2 separate regions of the Mus musculus genome follow, and region 2 is linked to region 1. A link is a loop called in an ENCODE intact Hi-C map of the cell type or tissue named here. Cell type or tissue: heart. All regions are shown on one strand. Region 1 holds the start of D5Ertd605e (DNA segment, Chr 5, ERATO Doi 605, expressed). Region 2 has its middle 8.0 kb from the start of Gm46943.

The links. A loop is a pair of places that touch in the nucleus more often than their neighbours do. Peaks named below come from ENCODE experiments on the same cell type or tissue, not always from the same donor. Only the 100,000 strongest peaks of a DNase experiment are listed, where the experiment ranks them.
Region 2: a loop joins it to region 1, with 2.3 times the contacts of the local background. A loop is called at or near these places in 1 of 42 quality-filtered maps.

Annotation. Positions count from the first base shown.
Region 1 is chr5:147,416,256-147,420,255 of GRCm38, reverse strand. It overlaps D5Ertd605e (DNA segment, Chr 5, ERATO Doi 605, expressed), which reads right to left and starts at 1,636. Exons shown (of 3, transcript NR_033625.2): 1 at 1,555-1,636. In heart, a CTCF peak has its summit at 1,733 (motif pointing left); a DNase peak (open chromatin) is centred at 1,675; H3K4me3 peaks cover 182 bases.
Region 2 is chr5:147,924,038-147,928,037 of GRCm38, reverse strand. No RefSeq gene overlaps it. Among named protein-coding and RNA genes, the nearest start is that of Gm46943, 8.0 kb to the right of the region's middle. In heart, a CTCF peak has its summit at 1,909; no DNase peak of the experiment used is centred here.

The DNA of each region.
Region 1 (4,000 bases):
GGGAAAAATATATGTAACCCAGATATTACTAATACACAGAACCAATAGTCAATAAACACCAAGTTAATAGAACTTATTCATTGAAAAAAATCTAACAGAATGAATGAATTTTGACCAAGGAATAGGAGCTCCTGTCTGAAATCCAGCACCTAGGAGTTCAATAAGAAGGAGCTCTGACTTGAGGTCAGCCTAGACTGACCAGTGAGTTTCTAGCCTAGCCCTGGCTATACCACCAAAGTCTGTTTTACTATATTGTTTAGATATAAATGGAAAAGTAAATGACTATAAAATTGAATAAAACACAATGAAAGATGAGTGTACCCCAGGAATGTAAGCATGACTTGACAGTTGAAAATCAGTACCAACCATCACATTAACAGCATAAGAGAAGGCTCCAATGGTTTCAGAAAAAAGCAATCCATGACGTTTAATGCCCGTGTTTATTTGTTGTTTGTTTGTTTGTTCTAAGTAATAAGCTAGAGGCTAGAGATATGGCTCAGCAGTTTCAACTGTGGCTGCTCTCGCCGGGAACCTGCATTAAAGTTCTCTGCACCCATGTCAGGCAGCTCACAACTGCCTAAAACCAGCTCCAGGGGATCTGACAGGCTCTTCCAGCTTCCAGGGACACCTACACACACGTGGTATATTCAAAAATCAGTAAACTATAAGTTGAATCCTATTTAGCACAAGTTGTATCAGTCATTTCCAAGACACGGTGTATGTGTTGCTGAAATGTTGAAAACCTTTCATCTGAGCCAGGCGTGGAGGCGCACGCCTTTAATCCCAGCACTTGGGAGGCAGAGGCAGGCGGATTTCTGAGTTTGAGGCCAGCCTGGTCTACAGAATGAGTTCCAGGACAGCCAGGGCTACACAAACCCTGTCTCGAAAAACAAAAAACAAAAAACAAAACAAAAAAAATTGATAAAAAGATTCATTTATTCACTTATTCCTGTATGTATATAGGAGGAACTTTTTTATTTTGTTCCATTTATAAATTCTTCCTTTTATTTCCTGAGCTATTGGAGTTCTGTTTATGAAATTGCTGCTTGGACCTACAGCTTAGTGAGTTTCCCATTTTGTTCTAATACTTTCAAAATTTAAGATTTTTTTTAAATGCCACTGTTATGCGATTTAATAGAATTATGGAATTGTAATAAGCACAGCTGACACTAAGAGTTTAAGACAAATAAAACCATGAACTGTATGCCCTGGGCATCTGCTGTCCCTGTGTTTAACAGCAGTCGGTGTGATGAGTCGGTTAGAACTTCTAATGCAGTAATCTAGCATGTCAATCCTGACGAAATGGGAAATGAGCAAGCTGCCTAGTGAGACAAGACGTATCACAGAGCTCTAGGGTTGACTGAGCAGTCCTGCCTCAGCGAATAGGGTAAGGAGAAACAGCAAAATTCTCAACATCAACCTCAGGTCTTCACATGCACATGCATGCATGCATGCAACACTGTTTTAAAGGGTATTTAATTTGCTATTTTCTCATTGCTGTGCCTAAATACCTGACCAGAAGTGATTTACAGTAGCAAGGGTTCTATGACTTACAGTTTAAGAGGGGCCATGCCATGGCAGGGAAAGGAGCCCGCAGGAAGGATCGTGAGGGATCGTGAGGCAGCTAGTTACATTCATCAGCAGTCAGGAAGCCGAGAACAGGAAATGGGGCTGGGCTATAAGACCTCAAAGTTGGCTCCTTGGGAGCCACTTTGTCCAGCAAGGCTGCACCTCCTCCAAGAGTCATAACAGCGCCACCAGCTGGAGGCAGAGTGGAAACACATGAGCCTAACTCATTTTGTGTGTGTGTGTGTGTGTGTGTGTGTGTGTGTGTGTGTGTGTGTGTGTGTAGGGAGTTGCTGAGGTGGGAGCATTTGATATACAAACCACAGGAACTCATTGTGTGTGTGTGTGTGTGTGTGTGTGTGTGTGTGTGTGTGTGTGTGTGTGTAGGGAGTTGCTGAGGTGGGAGCATTTGATATACAAACCACAGGAAGCATTTCATCCATTTTGAGTTGACTTAGGAGAGAGACAGACAGATTATCTAGATCCCTTGTCCAAGTGAACACCCTATTTCCCCAACCCCATTTGTTGAAGTTTTATACAACATCTGTTTTGGGCATGGACACTTTTAACAAGAATCAGAGAGCTGGGCCTGTTGGTATATGTCTTCTCTTAGGGATGTTCTGTTCCATTCATACATATGTTTGCTTTCTGCATAAACCAGGCGAGTTTTGTTAGTGTGGTTCTGTAGTGTGTATGAAGTCAGGTATTTCTTCTTTCTGTTATTTTGACAATTTGGAGTCCATAAAAATTTTAGGATTTTTTTCCCTATAAGTATAGCCATTCCATCTGATCCATGAACAAAGTAGGTGTTTCCATCTTCTAATGTCATCTTTAATTTTGCTCTTTAATTCTTCAATGCTAAGTTTCACCTCTTTGGTTAAGTTGCTGTTGTTATTCTTGTTGTTATCTGAGACAGGTTTCCCCTCTGTTGCCCTGGCTGGCCAGGAACTCTGTTTGTAGATCAGGCTGGCCTCAAACTCACAGAGATCCACCTGCCTCTGCATCCCCAGTGCTGGGATTGAAGGTGTGAGGGAGGTACTACCAAAGGCTTTTTGTTGAGTTGACTCCTAAGTGTTTTCTTTTGGTTTCATTAGGGATGGAACCCAGGGCTTTGTACACAGTGGACAACTGCTTTACCACTGAGCTACCCCTGCATGTCTGGCTTTTTCCTGGTATTGTGAATGGGGTTGTTTTCTTGATCTAGTTCTCCATAAACTCATTACTGGTGTGTGAAAGATGTTGATTTCTGAATACTGCTGCTTCACCAGAGTTATCAACTCTACAGTCCTCTGGTGGAGTCCTTAGGGTCTGCTAAGTATAGAGTCATGCCTTCTGCAACAGGGGTGACTTGTCCTCCCTTTCCTGTCCGTATCCTTATTGTGTTCTCATGCCGAATTTGCTTTGCCTAAAATTTGAAATACCTGACCAAGCCAGCCCAGTCAGTCAACAGGGTCTTGAGGGAGGGAGTAAGGATTAAAAAAAAAAAAGACTATTAGACAACATTATAACATGACCCCAGCCAGGGCCTAACCAGGGCTTCCCCGCCCCCCAGTCTGATTATACCACTCTAGGTATATGCAAAGAGTAGGGTTAGTTCTAGATCAAAGGCAAAGTAGTCTAGTCAAGGAATAAACAAGGCAATAAACAGAGCCACGTGGTCACTGTGTCTAGGGGTTTATGAGGCTGAGGCATTACGAGGAATACTGTACATTCCCCAGCTGTATTCATCTTGAGCCTTGTCCTAGCCCAAGGCCAAATTCTTGTCTGAGCCTACTCCCTTGTCTTGTGACCAGGGTCTTGCTTTGAGTTTCTGTCCTGACTTCTCTGGATAATAACACCCTGTAAGACGAAATAAACCCTTTCCTTCTCAAGTTGTTTTTGGTTACCGTATTTATCACAGCAATAGAAACCTAAGTAAGACAAGAGACAAGAGCCTCCTTACTGAGGTTTTCAGGGCTTTTATAATGAAGGAATGTTAAGCAATAAATATCAAGGTTTTTTGAACATCCACTGAGATAATATGATTTCAAGTAACTTTTATCCCTGATTTTTAATGTGTTTTATATTATGCTTATTGTCATGATGAACCATCCATGGGCTAAAACCAACTTGATTATCATGTCTGAGTTATTAATATGTTTCCAAGCATCTTTTTTTTCCTCTATCTCTCTTCAAACAGGGTTTCTCTGTGTAGCCCTGGCTTTCCTGGAACTCTGTAGAGCAGAGCTCTACCTGTCTCTGCCCCTGGAGGGCTGAGATTAAGAGAATGATAGATATCCAACACCACTGCCTAGCATAGTCCCAAACATCTCTTTTTGTTTGTTTCTTTGTTTCCAAGTATCTTTTTTTTCTTTTTTTCTTTTTCTTTCTTTTTTTTTTTTTTTTTCCGAGACAGGATTTCTCTTTATAGCTCTGGCTGTCCTGGAGCTCACTT
Region 2 (4,000 bases), 510 kb before region 1:
AAATACTGGTTGCTCCCAGAGACAGCACACAGACCCAGGTCATGCTATGCAACCTTGTCCCCATCCCAAGTTATCCCTGATTGGTGAATAAAGATGTTGACAGCCAATAGCTTGGCAGAAGAGACATAGGTGGGGTTTGGGGTTCCCCAGGCTTGGGGTTGGAGGAGAACCATAAAGTGGGAAAAGAAGAAGGTGAAGAGAGGAGGAGCCAGTGCCAGGAGGTAAGAATCTTAAAATAGCAGGGCAGTGGTGGCCCACGCCTTTAATCCCAGCACTTGGGAGGCAGAGGCAGGCAGATTTCTGAGTTCGAGGCCAGTCTGGTCTAAAGAGTGAGTTCCAGGACAGCCAGGGCTATACAGAGAAACCCTGTCTCAAAAAAACAAACAAACAAAAAACAAAACAAAACAAAACAAAACAAAAAAAACCATAAAATAATGGCCAAAAACTAATACACACAAAAAAAAATAAAAAATAAAACTAAGCTAGCCTAAAAATAAAAACTAGACTTAGCTTAGTGTGGTTGATTTTCTCTTTCAGCTCAGTCTACTTTAAAAAGAAGAAGAAGAAGAAGAAGAAGAAGAAGAAGAAGAAGAAGAAGAAGAAGAAGAAGAAGAAGAAGAAGAAGAAGGAAAGAAAAGAGGAGAAAAGAAGAGAAAGAGTTAATTGAAGTTAAGATCAGCCCAGATGGAACATGGCAAAATATATAATGGGATTGTTGGCTGGAAAATATCTATAATAGCATAGAGGACAGATACCTGCCCAGCTCTTGTGTTGATTAAGGCTTATTGTAAATATAAAGGTGGCCGGGCAGTGGTGCCATATGCCTTTAATCCCAGCACTTGGGAGGCAGAGGCAGGTGGATTTCTGAGTAAGTATTCACTTTTGCAAACTTTAACTAATTAAAGAGTCCCACTGGCCGGGCGTGGTGGCGCACGCCTTTAATCCCAGCACTTGGGAGGCAGAGGCAGGAGGATCTCTTGAGTTCGAGGCCAGCCTGGTCTACAGAGTGAGTTCCAGGACAACCAGGGCTACACAGAGAAACCCTGTCTCAAAAAAAAAAAAAAAAAAAAAAAAAAGAGTCCCGCTGTGTGATAGTGGTGACCACTATGTGCCTTTGCCTACTAATGACATGTGAACAGGGCATGGTTTCTCCCCTGAAAACATGTGAATTCCATTATAAACACATTGAAATGGGACCCACATAACAGCATTTAGCAGGAATTAGTTGAATAGGATTTCAGAATTATGATCTTGCGATGATCCAAGAAGGCTGAAGAGAACCACGCAATGCCCAACTAAAGAAAAATGTCGTGGTCACAGAAAATGACCCCCATTGCCCAGAGCTGGGAGAAGTCTGAGCCTTTGAACTTCTTTCACAGAGACTGGCCAACGGAGGGAATACTTTAAACTGAGGAAACAGGAAGTACACAGATAAAAAGTTTGTTTTGTTTCTTATGAGGATGGTTGTTCTAGAAGCATTCTTCCAGGAAACCAATCCTTTCCCACCTAGAGGTTGAAGTTTCCTGAGAAAAACACAAATAGCCCCTCTCTCTCCCTGGCATAGTGTGGAGTCTCAATTAGTCACTAAAAACTGCAGAAATGGACCTGTCCACCCACACCCATCCCCGATGTTATCGGCACAGGAAGGTATGAGTAACTTTGAAGCTTGGAGAGACAAGGGGCAGAAATAAAGCAGGCAGGCAGGCAGGCAGGGTGTGTACCCACGCGGCTGGACAGCAGAGCAGCGTGCCATCCTCCTCGAAGAAGACCGCTGGGTTTCTGGCAATGATTAAGACATGGAACATTACAAGGATGAGACCCTGAGACTAAACCATTCTCAAATCAATCTCTTTTCCTCTGCGAAGTAGCTAGAGGGGACTGGCTTTGGTGAACCACAGCGTCTCCTGGTGGTGGCCTGCTGAAGCGCAGCCCCGGTGGAGTTGTAAGATGGCCAGAAAGCACAAGAAAAATAAAGTTGACCCTGCTTCATCCTCCCTCTGGATGCAGTCTCCTTCATGAAAGAAGTATCTGAATCACTGACATTGTCTAGCCTGCGATTCATACTGGGTTTACAGACTTGCCGTCATGCCGGGGAAAGCCGATAGCTTTATGTCTTGAAATCATTTGGGCTATTCAAGGTTCTTTGCGGTATTATGTATCTTTAATTTTTTTTTTTAGTTCATACCCCATCCCCATTGAAGGAACGCAGCCCCCCTCCCTCAGCTTCTTTCTTTTTTAGCCTCTGCTAGTAGTGTGTGGGTAACTGCTAAGACAAACCAGGAAGAGGCTGGCTTTATTCTGGGTCACAATGCAATGGGACTCGGGTCGCAATATCGATCGACCAGACAAGTGTGGATATAGAGGTAGCTGGCAGATGTGATCAGTGGATAGAAAATTAATAAGAGGAAATATCTGAACTGGGATCCTAGTTCCATTGGCCTAATAAGGTTCACTTGGGAGACTCGAGGAGGGGGCATTCTCTCTCTGTCTGTCTGTCTGTCTGTCTCTCTCTCTCTCTCTCTCTCTCTCATGTGTGTGTGTGTGTGTGTGTGTGTGTGTGTGTGTGTGTGTGTGTGTGTGTGTGTGTGTAGGGTATCCTAAACTGACCTGTCAGGGCTCTTTAATAGAATTAGATTTTACAAGGATGTGCCCTAGATACATACATTGGCTTACAGATAATTCCACTAGGCTCTGCCCCAAGAGCTACCTAACAATAGCTTGCATTACTCCGCCATTACTACCTATGCTGATGCAACCCAGGTGTGGCAGCTCATAAGAGGACTGCTCATCACCCCAGCTCTCTCTTCTCTCTCTCTCTCTCTCTCTCTCTCTCTCTCTCTCTCTCTCTCTCACACACACACACACACACACACACACACACACACTGTGTTTCTCAGCCGGCCTCTCTTTCTTGTCCTTCTCTATCCCCTCCAACTCCCCACCCTTCCCACAACAAACCTCCTTTTATACCAGGCCTGGGTGTGGTGTGATTTCTCTGGGGACACCTTGGCATGGGCCTGCCAGGTCCTCTCTTATGTCCACAGCATTATGTCACTTTACACTTTATACAAAGAGTTTATTCATGAGGGAGTGAGATTCCCAACACAAGCACGGGCTCCCCTGAAGATGTGCTTGAAGAAGTGACTGGAGGAAAGAGATGTGATGTCACCTATCACATGGGCAATTAGATTTCATGGCTCCTCTGAAAACACGTGGTCAGAAACTGACCGGGTTAGTACAAGGCGTGCATGAAGCTCGGGCCTTCTGTTGTGACAAGGTGACTCATAGGGCACCTGTGTGTATCCTTGTGACTGTTTGATGGCTTCAGTGAGTTTGAGATCAGCATATCTAACCCCAAGGCCCTGAGACAAAACATACAAGGAGGGGCAGGAGAGATGGCTCAGTGGTTAAGAGTACTGATTGCTGCTCTTCCAGAGGTCCTGAGTTCAATTCCCAGCAACCACATGGTGGCTTACAACGATCTGTAATGGGATCTGATCTGATGTCCTCTTCTTATGTGCTTGAAGACAGTGACAGTGTGCTCATACATAAAGCAAAATAACAACAACAACAAAACAAAAAAACATACAAGAAGATTCCTCCAAAGTTGTTTGTTTGGTTGGTTTTGTTGTTGTTGTTGTTGCTGTTGTTTTGGGGGGGATTCTTTTGTTTTTTGGGGGGGGGGTTGGTTTTTCAAGGCATCTGCCTGCCTCTGCCTCCCAAGTGCTGGGATTAAAGGTGTGCACCATACAAACTATACTTCAGACCAAATATAACATGCAGAATTAACACAAACATGTCTGAGTTTCTATCTGAGAGGCGGCAATCAGGATGTGCAAAGCAGAGGCAATCAGCCCAGAGAGGGTGAGCAGGTGTTCGCAAGCACTCACGGGAGTCTTGCACTTATTCTGTCCCTATAAGATGCTTGGCTTCTGGAGAATTTCTAAGAAATGTAGAGATTAAAAAAAAAAATCCTCCTGAAATGTCACTATTGACAGCC